Regions from separate parts of the Homo sapiens genome. Here region 2 is linked to region 1. Evidence: read pairs that join two places in POLR2A ChIA-PET (ENCODE). Cell type or tissue: A673. All regions are shown on one strand. Links, peaks and the distances in the headings refer to the core of each region. The heading gives the core; the rest is flanking DNA.

Region 1 (6,125 bases), core at 709-5,708:
GTGTAGTCAGGTCAGTGATTATTGATGTAAAGAAGCATTTGGAAGTCATGGGGAAATATCAGTACATTTTACAAGTATACTAAATTCTGTGCCACCTACATAACTTTTTTTTTTTTACCAACAGAAATTAGAAAATTAAAACCTTGAGCACCAATGCCCAATAAAACAAAAATCTGTTGAAACTAAACACAACGACTTGTCTCAGTGCTTCTGCCGTAGAGAAGAAGATGAGAGAAAAGATTGGGAATGGCCCAGCACAGTGGCTTATGCTTGTAATCTCGGCACTTTGGGAGTCTGAGGCAGGAGGATCATTTGAGGTCAGGAGTTCAAGACCGGCCTGGCCAACATGGTGAAACCCCATCTCTACTAAAAATACAAAAATTAGCCTGGTGTGGTGGCGTATGCCTGTAATCCCAGCTACTTGGGAGGCTGAGGCAGGATCATTGCTTGAACCTGGGAGGCGGAGATTGCAGTGAGCCAAGATCACACCACTGCACTCCAGCCTGGGCAATAGAGTGAGACTCAGGCTCAGAAAAAAAAAAAAAAAAGATTAGGAAGAACAGAGGTGTTATCCCGAAGGTAAAGGAGCTAAGAAATATTTTCCCCAAGTAGTTGGTAAAAATAAGTAAACGAATTAAATATATAAATGACAGGGACACATTAGAGGGATACCTGGAGGCAAAGGAGAAAGATGGAGAGATAGGAATTGAGGATGGATATACTGACATTGAGTAGCAGAAATTGGAAAATGTGGAAAGAGGATAACATGTATGATCCCCGAGGTGACAGAAAGATGCAGTGGAGAAGAAATACTTAGCAGATATTTCATTCAGCATGATGGCCTTATGCTCAAAATGTCAGCTCAAAACAGCTTGTTGTATTTTGAAGTAGGAAAGGGTGTGATCTCGAAGATGAGAACGGAAACATAAGGGATGGCAGTACACAGTGGCGTTGTGAAAGTGCAGGAGGTTCACATGGTCTTTGTAAGGCAGATGAATACATAATCCAACTTCTATCGTTTTAGAAAAAAATTACTTACTACTTTCTAGTTTTGTAGTGGCCTCATTTCACTATCAATTTCTTGACGCCTTTTACAATTACAATCCAGGAAATTGAACAGAAAATTTAGCATTCATACTAGACTCTATTGGCCATTCTTGTTCCACCTTCTCCAAATGTAGCCCTGTATCTCTACTATTTTTAAATATATAAAACTGTTCCTAAATTTGTAATATTTAGAATTTTGGAACTTTAAAATAAAAAATAAGAAAAGGTATCCAAAATCTACTTTTTTTTACATACTATTAGCTTTTTAAAAAAATGGAGAAACAAGGCTCCAAGGTACATAAACATCACATCTAATGACATAAAATTTACCCTCAAATCCATGTGTTACTTATTACTATTCATCTAACAGTAATTGCAGAGTTAAAATTCATAACCTCTATGTATTTTTTTCCATTTGATCTATTAAGGCCATGTCCATTAAAAGTATAATATTAAATTAGTAATTCTTATACAAAATTGAATAACTCTGATCTTATTGGATGCACATAAGCTAATTTAAAAGGAATTTCTAGTGAAACAACTGGAAAGTATTTCTCTTTCCATCCTTGCCTCTCCCTTTCCTTTGAGTGTTGCTGTATCAGGCCACGGGCCTGATGCAGTCGATAATAAAATCTGCCAGTTTTTATTTCTGTGGAGGAAGAATTATCAATAGGAAGTAAGAGAAGAATATGAAAAATAGTGGCTCTTGTTGGGAAATTAGCTCATCATAGTTAAATTCAATAAAACAAAGTACTTATATAAGATGCTGAGTGTCTAAAAATAACCATACTCTTCAAAATTAGCCAATGAAAGAAAAATGCTTTTAATTGTTGCTGTTTGCAATTTTTGTGGCATTTTTATTGTTTTCTTCAAATTTTTTAGTGCCAGATATAAATATCTCCATACATGAGACTAACCATTTTCACTGTAAACAGAGAACAAAGAACTGAATGTTTGTTGTGAAAAGCGCAGTCTATGAGGTGAATGCCCTAAGGGGAATGCGGACTTAAGAGGGGCTCCGTAACACACTTTCCCACCAACTTGGAGATGCTAAAATGAGTTGGTGAAATTTCCAGCAGTCTCTTCTCCTTCGTACAGCTCAGAATCCTCTCATCAATATTTCTTCCCACTATTAGAGAAACAAATAAAACTCATCTCTGCTGGGATTAATTTGCTGCAGCCTGAAGCATTGAGCCTCTACTGGCAACCACTACTGAGCTGAATAAGCAGCATCCCCGCATCTGTTGACAATATGAAATTGTTGCGGCAGCCAATATTCATAAGAAATGGCCTCCAGAATCCAAAGAGAATACGCTAGTCCATAACTATCAGGGTCTGACCACTGAAAGAATAGCATGTAATTCCAGATTTTCTAAGCTATATTTAAATGAGGGCTTCTTTTCTCTTTGGATCAGAATGTGGAGAAATTGTGTAGACCCAATTTTACTTGAACAGACCTAGATACAGAGCTGGTTTGGGCTGAAAATGCCTGAAGTTATTTCCAGCTGGACATAGACCTGTCTTATGAAACTGTGACATAAATAGCTGCTCTTTAGCAGACTGGTCACTCCTATTATGGAGCACTATTGGAACTGAAATAGAAAAAAAAGCAGATAAAGGGTTAGATCTCCAACTGCCTAATGGTTCAAAGAGCAGCGGCCTGGTTGTGGCACCATTTAAATTTGCAATTTTCTTGACATTTTGCATTTTATTTTAAATGTAAAACAATTTTCTTTGTGTATGTTTGTAACAATTTGGGTGGCTTAACTGATTTACTCCTTTCTTTCAATTAGTGAGTCTGTGATTATTATTATTACCATGTTAATTTTTTTTTAACTTTGTGCCTTGTGGGGAGGACAAAAAGTTACCCTATTCAGTAAGTGACGATGGGTTCCTGCTTATTCATTAGCCTCATTTTCTAAGTTGAAAACCTTTTAATCTACAAAGTATATATTTCTTTCTGGTTATGAAATACAGCAACATTTCACTGCTCTTGTTTTGTGGACATATTTAATTGTTAACATCTTAAATAACTGTGTAGGAGTCAATCTTCTGATCCTAACTGGTAGGACTGGTAGGATTTACCACATATTAAATTACATGGTCTTTAAAGTTTAAAGTTTTAGCATGCTAATTTTATTGGAATTTAAGGTAAGAAAAGCAATCCTAATAAATGAGATGTGTTTTGACTTTTCTATATGAACTCAGTTTCATTAATTGAGCTTCTAGAATAAATAGACCCAAAATTACCATGGTGCTTTAATAGGTATTACAGGTTCTATTTTACATATTATGTAGGGTCATGTATACATTATATATCACTGTGGAGTAATGATTGTCTTTCATTTATTTTCTTTCAGACCAATTTAGAATTATTAATTTTTCTATTATTGGTATCAAATCTAGGAAACAATGGTCCCTACAGTGTTGCAGACTTTAGATACAAGTCTTCTGTAAAATGCTGTTTGAACTTATTTAAACCTAATTCATGTGATGCCAAGTTTATCCTAAGGCTTGTGCTGGGGCAGGCATGCACATCAAGGAAAAACAAGAGCCAGTTCCCAAAGGGAGTGCAGACAGCTAAATTCTGTGGGGTTAGTTAACGCTAGGAGTCAATGCGGAATCCAGAGGGATGCTTCCGACTACGTTTTTATTGTTCTTTTTTTTTTTCCCTGAAATGGTCAAAGGGGCATGTGCTTGAACATGTGAGCCAGCAAAGCGTCTGCGGTTCTAATCCCCTAATTAGGCTATCATACACAGATGGTATTTAGTTCTTTTTTTTTTTTAAATGAATGAAAGCATGTGGTAATGATGTTCATGAATTTTTATAAGATAAAAAATGCTACTTCAGTTTTGCTTATATTTGCCTAACCTCGTATATAGGTCAAGCCATGAGTGGAAATATGTGAAATTTAATATAAATAGATGATGTCATTATGTGCAGTCAGCTTGTAGGCATGATATATGTGTAGACATACACATGCTCCCTGTCACACATATATCAACTCAGATCCAGTATACACGATTTAAAATTTGAGTTATTTTGGTAGAGAAATGAGACTTTCTCATGTCTTCAACCCTGCGTGTAATATCATTGTGTTATAAATATCTGCATCCAGTTTTTAGTTATATGCTTTATTAATATTTATTAAGTCCAACTTAGCATAAATCAAAAAATTTGTTACACATACCATTTAGTTTAGTTTAAAATGTTTTAGGCAGAAGTATAGTAGAACACAGTGAATTAAGGAAAGAGCAGACAACTGCAGGAGCAAGACAGTGAACAAGTTCAAAGAGCAGCAACAACAAATACAGTGACTAATTTTTCCCCACGTTGAAAGGATAATATTGACACAAAATATCCAAGTATGCACTTTAAAATTTTGGTTTTTGTAATTGCACTATTTTATTTATTTATTTGTTTATTGTCATCTGCTAACTATATAGGGAAGTAGGTACTTTTTACCTAGACTGTAAAAGGTGATATTCAACTTTTGGTCTACAGAATCTCCTATGAGTTTCCTATTGCATTGTTTGTGGTTTTTGAAAATAAATGAGAGTTTTAGATAGATAAGTTGCTTCACATACTCTATTTAGCTTAAGTATGATACTGTTAACTTTTTTATGATTGAGACAGTAACTTGTCTATTTTATTTTGGCTGGTTATTTCCAAGGTAGTTAAAAATACAGGTGCCCATTATGCAGTTTTTTTTTTTTTTTTTTTTTTTTTGAGATGGGGTTTCACTCTTTTGCCCAGGCTGGAGTGAAGTGGTGTGATCTCGGCTCACTGCAATCTCTGTCCCCCAGTTCAAGCGATTCTCCTGCCTCAGCCTCACAAGTAGCTGGAATTACAGGCACCCACCACCATGCCCGACTAATTTTTGTATTTCTAGTAGAGACGGGGTTTGCCATGTTGGCCAGGCTGGTCTCAAACTCCTGACCTCAGGAGATCCACCCGTCTCAGCCTCCTAAAGTGCTAGGATTACAGGCGTGAGCCACTGCGCCTGGCTGCAGTATTTTAAAATTACACATCTCACAGCTTTTTAGTATCTTGCAAGGTCTGTGGCATTTAGACATTGGAGTTTTGCTGAGGTTTGGGTTTGAACTGGAAGGTGGGTTTGGGAGTAAATTGTTTTCATTGTGACAGCCTGGATTACTCAGCATTAGAGTATTGTTGGGTTCTTGGTATTTTAAACAAGAGCATTCCTAAAGTACTATCATTTTTAATTGAGAACGATGGCCCTCAAGCAAAAGAAATCCTTAGTGAAAATTGATAAGGTGATGGGAGGATATGCATAGGAAACGTCATCCAGCAGGTTCAAGAGGCTGTCGGAAGCCAGATGCCTGCACAAATATATGCTATAGTCCCAATTTGGAAATCCTAAATAAAATGCATTTTTAGTTGAAGTAGGTGTAAAACTTTCAATGTGGCACAAAATTCAAGAAGTGTGAGACAATTTTATACTAATGTTACCTTTTCTCAGCTCTTATTTTTCTCAGCTCCAATAGCACATATTGGAGGCTCCTCCATGAATATGTTACTTTTAATTGTTGAATAATATTTCATTGTATGAATGAAAAGCAGGAAGGCTTACCTTGTATTCAAAGACACTTTTTAACTCTGTTTACAGGGATACTTTAGGAATGGTCTGAGAGATACTAAAATTAAAAATCTAGTTAGAAGTGTGCAATAATGCTCACATTACTTTAAACTATTTTAAAAGTTAGACCTGTGCTATTTTTTAAAATATACCAGACTTATTTTTCTTAAGTATTTCTTAAGATATCTGAATATCTGTTTGATTTTTTTTCTTTTTGAAATTCAGCCTAAGCCAATGTACTATTTTTTTTTCATTCAATTAGATTTATTTTAGGGATGTTTTTATTCTTGTTGTTATTTCATATCAGAGAATTGTTCTAATGAATAGAACAGTGTTCACTGACTTTCTTTTGTTATTCCATTGTCCTTCCATTCTCTTTCACATGGAAATGTTAGTTTTACATCAGAATTTCTTGTTCTCAATAGATGTATTCTTGGAGGTCTTAAAATGCTCCACAATAATTTCTTTTCTATGTTC
Region 2 (6,125 bases), core at 513-5,512, 530 kb after region 1:
AGGAAATGTTTACGTTAAGATAAAAGATTGTAGAGACCAAGATTCTTTTGAAGTCTTATAGTGGCTGCCCTTAGAGACAATAGATGACAATGTTCCCTATTGAGACCTTTAAAAAGGTGCTAGACTCTTACTTAATCTCTTTAGGATTGGGAGGATCTGGAAGTAAAAGATCTAGTTATTTTAATAGAGAATCTTTACAAATGCAAATTTTCCCCCACCAAGAACAGATTTGCAGGGCCATTTCAAGATACGGCAGAGAAATACATTTTGGGGTAAAATATTTTTATTTTCTTCCTTGTTTCCTAATGTTATGCAAGAGTAAATGACGATATATAGGGCTAAATAAAACCCATCTGATGAGAATTTATGGTTTGTAGGGCATGACTCCCCAGACCCCTTAGATAGGAATCTGGGCAAGATTAAAAAGGAAAATCAGAGCTTATTCCTCATAGGTTTTATGCCTGGCTTTGGGGAAAAGGAGTTCTGGTTTCCATGACCTTGGGAAAGAGGGATTCTACTTTTTACGGCTAGCCTCGAGGGGGAATGGGACTGAGAGAAGGAGTACGGGAGAAGATCAAAGAAAAACTTAACTTCTGAGGCTATTTCTGAGGTCTTCATTTTGAGGTATTGTTTCTAAGCCCCAAGAAGTTGTAGACAATAAAATAAATAGATAGGGTACTTATTGAATTGGTAGGGCAGAACAATGGAACTCAATCAGTGTCATTGATGCTATATGTTATTATCATTAGTGGTATGAGTAATCTTAACTAACATTCTAAAGTTTACAAGTGAATTACTTCTCTTTTGTCTATTGAAAATATTTTTAAAATTATTTTGGTGATATCTTTTTCACACTTTTCCATTCAGATATGCTTTTGTGAATCATAGGGAGAGTCCACACTATAGGAATCATGTATGTGTTTGTGTTGTGCCTGCAAAAATCAGCTGCTATGTAGGTCCCAGTCAATGAACTATAGAGACTAAGAGAAAACTTCCCTTTTGCATTCTGAAAATCTGCATCTGACAAAAGGCAGACTAATAAAAGGAAAAGCATACAAAATTTTATTTTAATGAGCATAGCATGGGAAAAATCGCTGGAAAAATGATTAACCAATAACCAAATGGGGTATAAAAGCTTAAATACTCTTTTTCATGGGAGCAGGGAAAGGTGGGGAAATAGATAATGATTTCAAGTGGCAGCAAATGATTATTCAGGAGAATGGATGAAAAGAGATTAACTTATAAGTAATTCTCCTTGTAATTTGAATGAATCCCAGATGCAAGCATTGTAATTTTGTTTAAAAAAAAAAAAAAGTCCCTCTAGGTATGGTTAGTATGGCTGGATTCCTCAGTCTTTTCTTCTGAGAAAGAAAATAAAATTTCAGGGAGGGAAGGAAGGAAATTGTGTTTATTTTGAAAAGAAGCTTTCTTGGTCAAAGAAGGAAATTCCAGAGAAAGAGAGAGTCTCTTTTTACAGTTGGGGGTGGGGAGAAACAAAATAAGGTTAGATGGACCTTGACTCTGAGAAGTGTCTAAGGACTCTCAGCCAAAGTGTCAGTCTCTGAGGTATCACTTTCTGAGCCCTAACAAAACTATAGGTTAAGAACAAGATGGAGGAACATTGACAAAGAAGGAGATAAGAATGGAAATTCTGACTGGTAAGTAAAACCCTCGAAAACAGTAATTTAATACACAAATCATTTGATACATACAATATATTTTATGTTCTACGTGAATAAACTCAGAAACCTGTGAAGAGTGCTGTAAATAATATATGTATTGAGCAGTTTATTTAATAAATGTAAATAATTCATATTTTTCCATTTAAAGGAAAAAAATATTCCCAGTGAAAAGTTTTAGTATTTTTACATTTTGACTTAGTGCTAAAAATGCGAAATGTGGTTTTTAAATATCATGTCTAGTTATGATCTGCTTCCAAGATTCTATGCCAGAATTTCAAACTGTGAGAAGATTTCGCAATGGAAACCTTTTCAAACAATTGAAATAAAGCTTTGCTCTTACTAGGAAACTGAGAGACTTGAGAACATCCCACCTATGAAGAGATGAGAGATAGAATAGGAAGAGTAACTGCAAAATGCTGGTACAGTCAGAGACCTCCTTAATAACAGTCTCCCGATTTCATTAGGTAGGGCACAAGAAACCTGTAAAGAGGAGTGAGATGGAGGAAAAATTTATAGAAACTTTTCTCTATGATTGGCTTGGCATAGTATAGAAAAAAATTTGAGAGGAAGTAATTCAAAGAAAGAAGGAAGTGGGGAGGAAGGAAGGAAGGGGAAAAGGAGCAAAAGAAAGGAAGGAAGGAAGGAAAGAAGGAAGGAAGGAAGGAAAGAAAAGAAAAAATATTAAAAAAATTAAAGAGCTTGCAACCTGTCAAGATGTGTCTAATGCATCGCTGTTTTCTAGTAAGTGTGTTATTAGTATTATATTCTTATTCATTTTCATTTGTGAATTCTGTATATATTTGTTTTTGAAAATTGGTTTATTAAGCTCTTACAAGCCCTTTAAAAGTGAAATAATTATTTTCTAGTGCTATTAGGGAATTTGTTGAGCCTCTGTTTAAAATATTTTAAATACATTTTGCTTTAAACATAGAAAATAAGGCTTACAAATACAATGTTGTTGGGGTCCAGAACCACGCTACCCTGAAATATGGCATTGAGAAAAACAGTAGAAGCCGGAAGGTCACTCTGATATTCCCAGACCCTTTTCCCCTGAAATAGGCCATAAAAGAATTCCCTGTTCTTCCTTTAAAGTAGGTTATAAGGCCTTCATTTGGGAAATGCTCACCCTACGCCTGGAAGAAAAATATATCCTTATCTCTGAAGGCAAAGAAAGATAGAAACGAGTCTGAGCAAACAGGCCTCACCAAGTTCGTTCCCTCTGTTTATTATTAATAGATTATACCCCCTTTTTCCAGTCATACTTGTCCACAGCTATCTACTTCTTTATCTAACTTAGCAAAAAAAAACAAAAAAAAACAAAACAAAACAGGTTTCCCTATTTCTTTGGGTCTTTATTTATGAAGACTGTGTGTCACATAAAACTTAATTTGTTAGCAAAAAACTTATATTGAGGAAGTTTCTAGGCTTTTCTCTTGTTAGTCTGTCTTTTGTTATAGGTATCTTAGCCATGAACCTAGTGATGGGTGAGAAAAAAAAATTTTTTTCTCCCCTACAATGTCAAACAGAAGATCAATTAAAATTGTAATGACTTCACTCTTCGGCATTGGTGACATTGTTTAATGGTATTTTTAGTTTTTTTTTTCCAATAGGATTTGCCTAATAGAGTCTTAATGTGTTTCCAGATTTGTTTATCTGCAGCAAATCCAAGTTGAACCAAATGCTTCCTTTGTTTCTTTTCAGATACCCTGACATATACTTATAATTTTATAAGTCTTAGGCTGGCAAAACTCTGTGAGTACCAGGTATTAGCCTTGGGGGAAGGAAAAAAAAAGCCCGATTAGTACAACATGATTTTACTCTCTGGTCTCCTACACTTTCATTTTGAGATGAGAAAAGGAGGGTGAAACCATGTTGATGCTGTTTTGATTAAGTTAAAGTCAAATAACCCCAAATATACCTCTTGAGGAAAAATGTATTAAGTTGACAAGTTCCAGCTGTTATGTATTCTAATCAAATAGTACCAGAAACAATCACAGCATAAAGTTGAGGTAAACAGACAAGGCACAGTGAGGTTTCATAAAAGAGCCAAGTCAGCAAAGAGTGGTTCAGAATTTGATGATTGCAAAGAAAGAATTAGAAAATAATTGAATCTCTAAAGCATCTGTATTGCTTTAGTTGAGTTACTGAAGAGAGAGAGAGAAAGAGTGTGTGTGTGTGTGTGTTGTATGTGTATGTGTATAAGTTTGCACGCGTGGTTTTAATTTTGGATGACCATGTACTATAAAAAAAAGATAACTAACAATTGTATATCATTCGGTTCTTCAGAGTTTATAGTTTAATGTGTTTAAAACAGTTCAAGTGTATAAATTCAGTCATGTTTAGCATTAGTAATTATAAATGGGGATGGGGATACACAATAGCAAACAAAATTAAGCAAATATTTTTTTCCCCTTTGGAGACTGAAATAGTTGTGAGACCTGTGGGAAAATCAGCAAAAGATTAGAACCATTACTCTCTGTCATTGAGAGGCCTATGTACACCTGTGGTTGGAAAAGGTCAGTTTCCCCAGAGGGAAGTCATTTGTCCACTTCTACACTAACTGGTCTTCTAGCAAGTGATGGAAGTCCTTTGAAATTAAGTACAATTTCAAAGAATTGGCAAAACCTGAAATCAATGCCTGAACATGAGCAATCAACAGTTCAAAAGCCTGGAGCTAGATTGAAGCTATTCAGAAACCAAACCACTCAAGTGAAGAAGAGAAAGAAAAATAAACTTTCTGTGGATCATAAATGCCCAGCTGAGAGTTTTTTAGTTTTAAGGATTCTTCTTTGTAAAGAGAAATGACCTCAAAATATTAAACGATTTGGAGTAGTTTGGGCAGGGACATTTATTCTTTCCATAGCATGCTTGTGCCAACTCACATGCCCAAGTGGCCAGATGTGACTGGAAGTGGTTCCATGTGTCTAAATGGCAGCACTTGCAGGCACAAGTCAATGATTGGATTAATGGCTCTTGGCATCACGTCATCTAATCCAATTGAATGGGTGTCCTTGTCCTGTTGTGAAAAGAAGTAAGACCTGTCTTATTATTTCACTCGTTGGGGTGTCTTTCCATGAATCTAAAACACAAATTGTCTGTTCTCATCAACTGCCATTTTCTAAAAAAAATTTAGCTAATATTTAATTCAAGGTAAGTTGACCTACATATATATTTATTTTTTCAGATTTAGGAACTATTTTATGATACATTAGTTAATTTTTAACATTTATTAAGAGTGTTCAACATCCTAAAAATTTTGCTGATCTTAGATACTAAGTTGTCTCTTATAACAAAATTATTTTAGAGGAAACAAATCAAATATTACATTGTTACTCTTAGAAATAACTAACAAATTACTAATTTTCACACCAATTTTCTGGGGGGGGAAGGAGTTTAATTTGGAAAAACAGTGCAATTTTTCAGGCTTGTTAGCGACAATAAATTTTTCATATAAAATACTTTGTATAGTATAATTAGGAAATCAGACAAAAATATTTGGGCCACTTTTATCTTTTTTCTCTTTTAGCATATATCTATAACTACACTAAATATATATATTTATGTAGATAAATAGTCTTTAAGAATGTTACTGATTGAAAAATAATTCTCATTACAAATGTTGTGCCTATATACGCTCATTTGATAATTAAAGAAAATATGACACAAGTTGTTCCTTGCCTGAATTTCCTAATAATGTCATTGACTGAATAATAATGAATATTGGACTCTCTGTCTTTTCATTTATGAGCATATTGTCTGTGGGAGATCATGCTCTAGTGACAGACTGTTAATTTGTTTTTTCAGCTTGGTGTTCAGTGACACATTCTAAAGAGTCAAAGTACTTTTATAATCAGAGTACCTCATTACTAAGAAGGTTGTTTTAACTAATTTCATCCACTTATTCTATTTTTGTGAATCTTCATACTTGGGCTTCCTCACAATTATAGACATTTCTAGTTATTATAACGTTTCTTCTGGATTTTGCTAGCACCAGGAAATCACCTATATTCTATGAAAACAGCTGGACACTTTTGACATGCTTTTGAACATTTCTTGTCTTTCCTCATTTTTAGCGGAATGTTTATCCTTTCCTGAAAATGATTAGGAGTTGATTGTGCACAGCATCCTCACCGCCAAATGTGTCCTTCGCATTTTGTGCAATTACAAGTACATGAATGTATACAAAAAAATTAGTGCTTATAAGCATTACGACAGCAAGTGTGCAGCTCATACTTTGTAAAGTCTTTCTGTATCTGATTAAAATACATCAACGCTATTCTAATCAGCTTTGGAAAGTTTCAAAGATACTTCATAAGGTCAAAATTTTGTGGTTGCTTTCTCAAAAAAGGATAAAAAGTCTCCCTTTTGCTCACCCTGTGTATGAAGGAAATGTCATTATAAAAACTTCATTAATATGTAAATTGCAACATTTTGATTAGCACT

The links. ChIA-PET counts read pairs that join two places held together with the same protein. Peaks named below come from ENCODE experiments on the same cell type or tissue, not always from the same donor. Only the 100,000 strongest peaks of a DNase experiment are listed, where the experiment ranks them.
Region 2: POLR2A ChIA-PET joins it to region 1 with 11 read pairs; 1 of 35 experiments calls an interaction of 5 or more read pairs at or near these places.

What each region holds. Positions count from the first base shown.
Region 1 is chr3:78,877,236-78,883,360 of GRCh38, reverse strand. All of the region lies in intron 4 of ROBO1 (roundabout guidance receptor 1), which reads left to right. Among named protein-coding and RNA genes, the nearest start is that of MIR3923, 630 kb to the left of the region's middle. In A673, for the core only: no CTCF peak of the experiment used is centred there; a DNase peak (open chromatin) is centred at 3,710; H3K4me3 peaks cover 545 bases.
Region 2 is chr3:78,347,379-78,353,503 of GRCh38, reverse strand. No RefSeq gene overlaps it. Among named protein-coding and RNA genes, the nearest start is that of LINC02077, 300 kb to the right of the region's middle. RefSeq lists an enhancer at 1-251. In A673, for the core only: no CTCF peak of the experiment used is centred there; a DNase peak (open chromatin) is centred at 4,643; H3K4me3 peaks cover 141 bases; H3K27ac peaks cover 840 bases.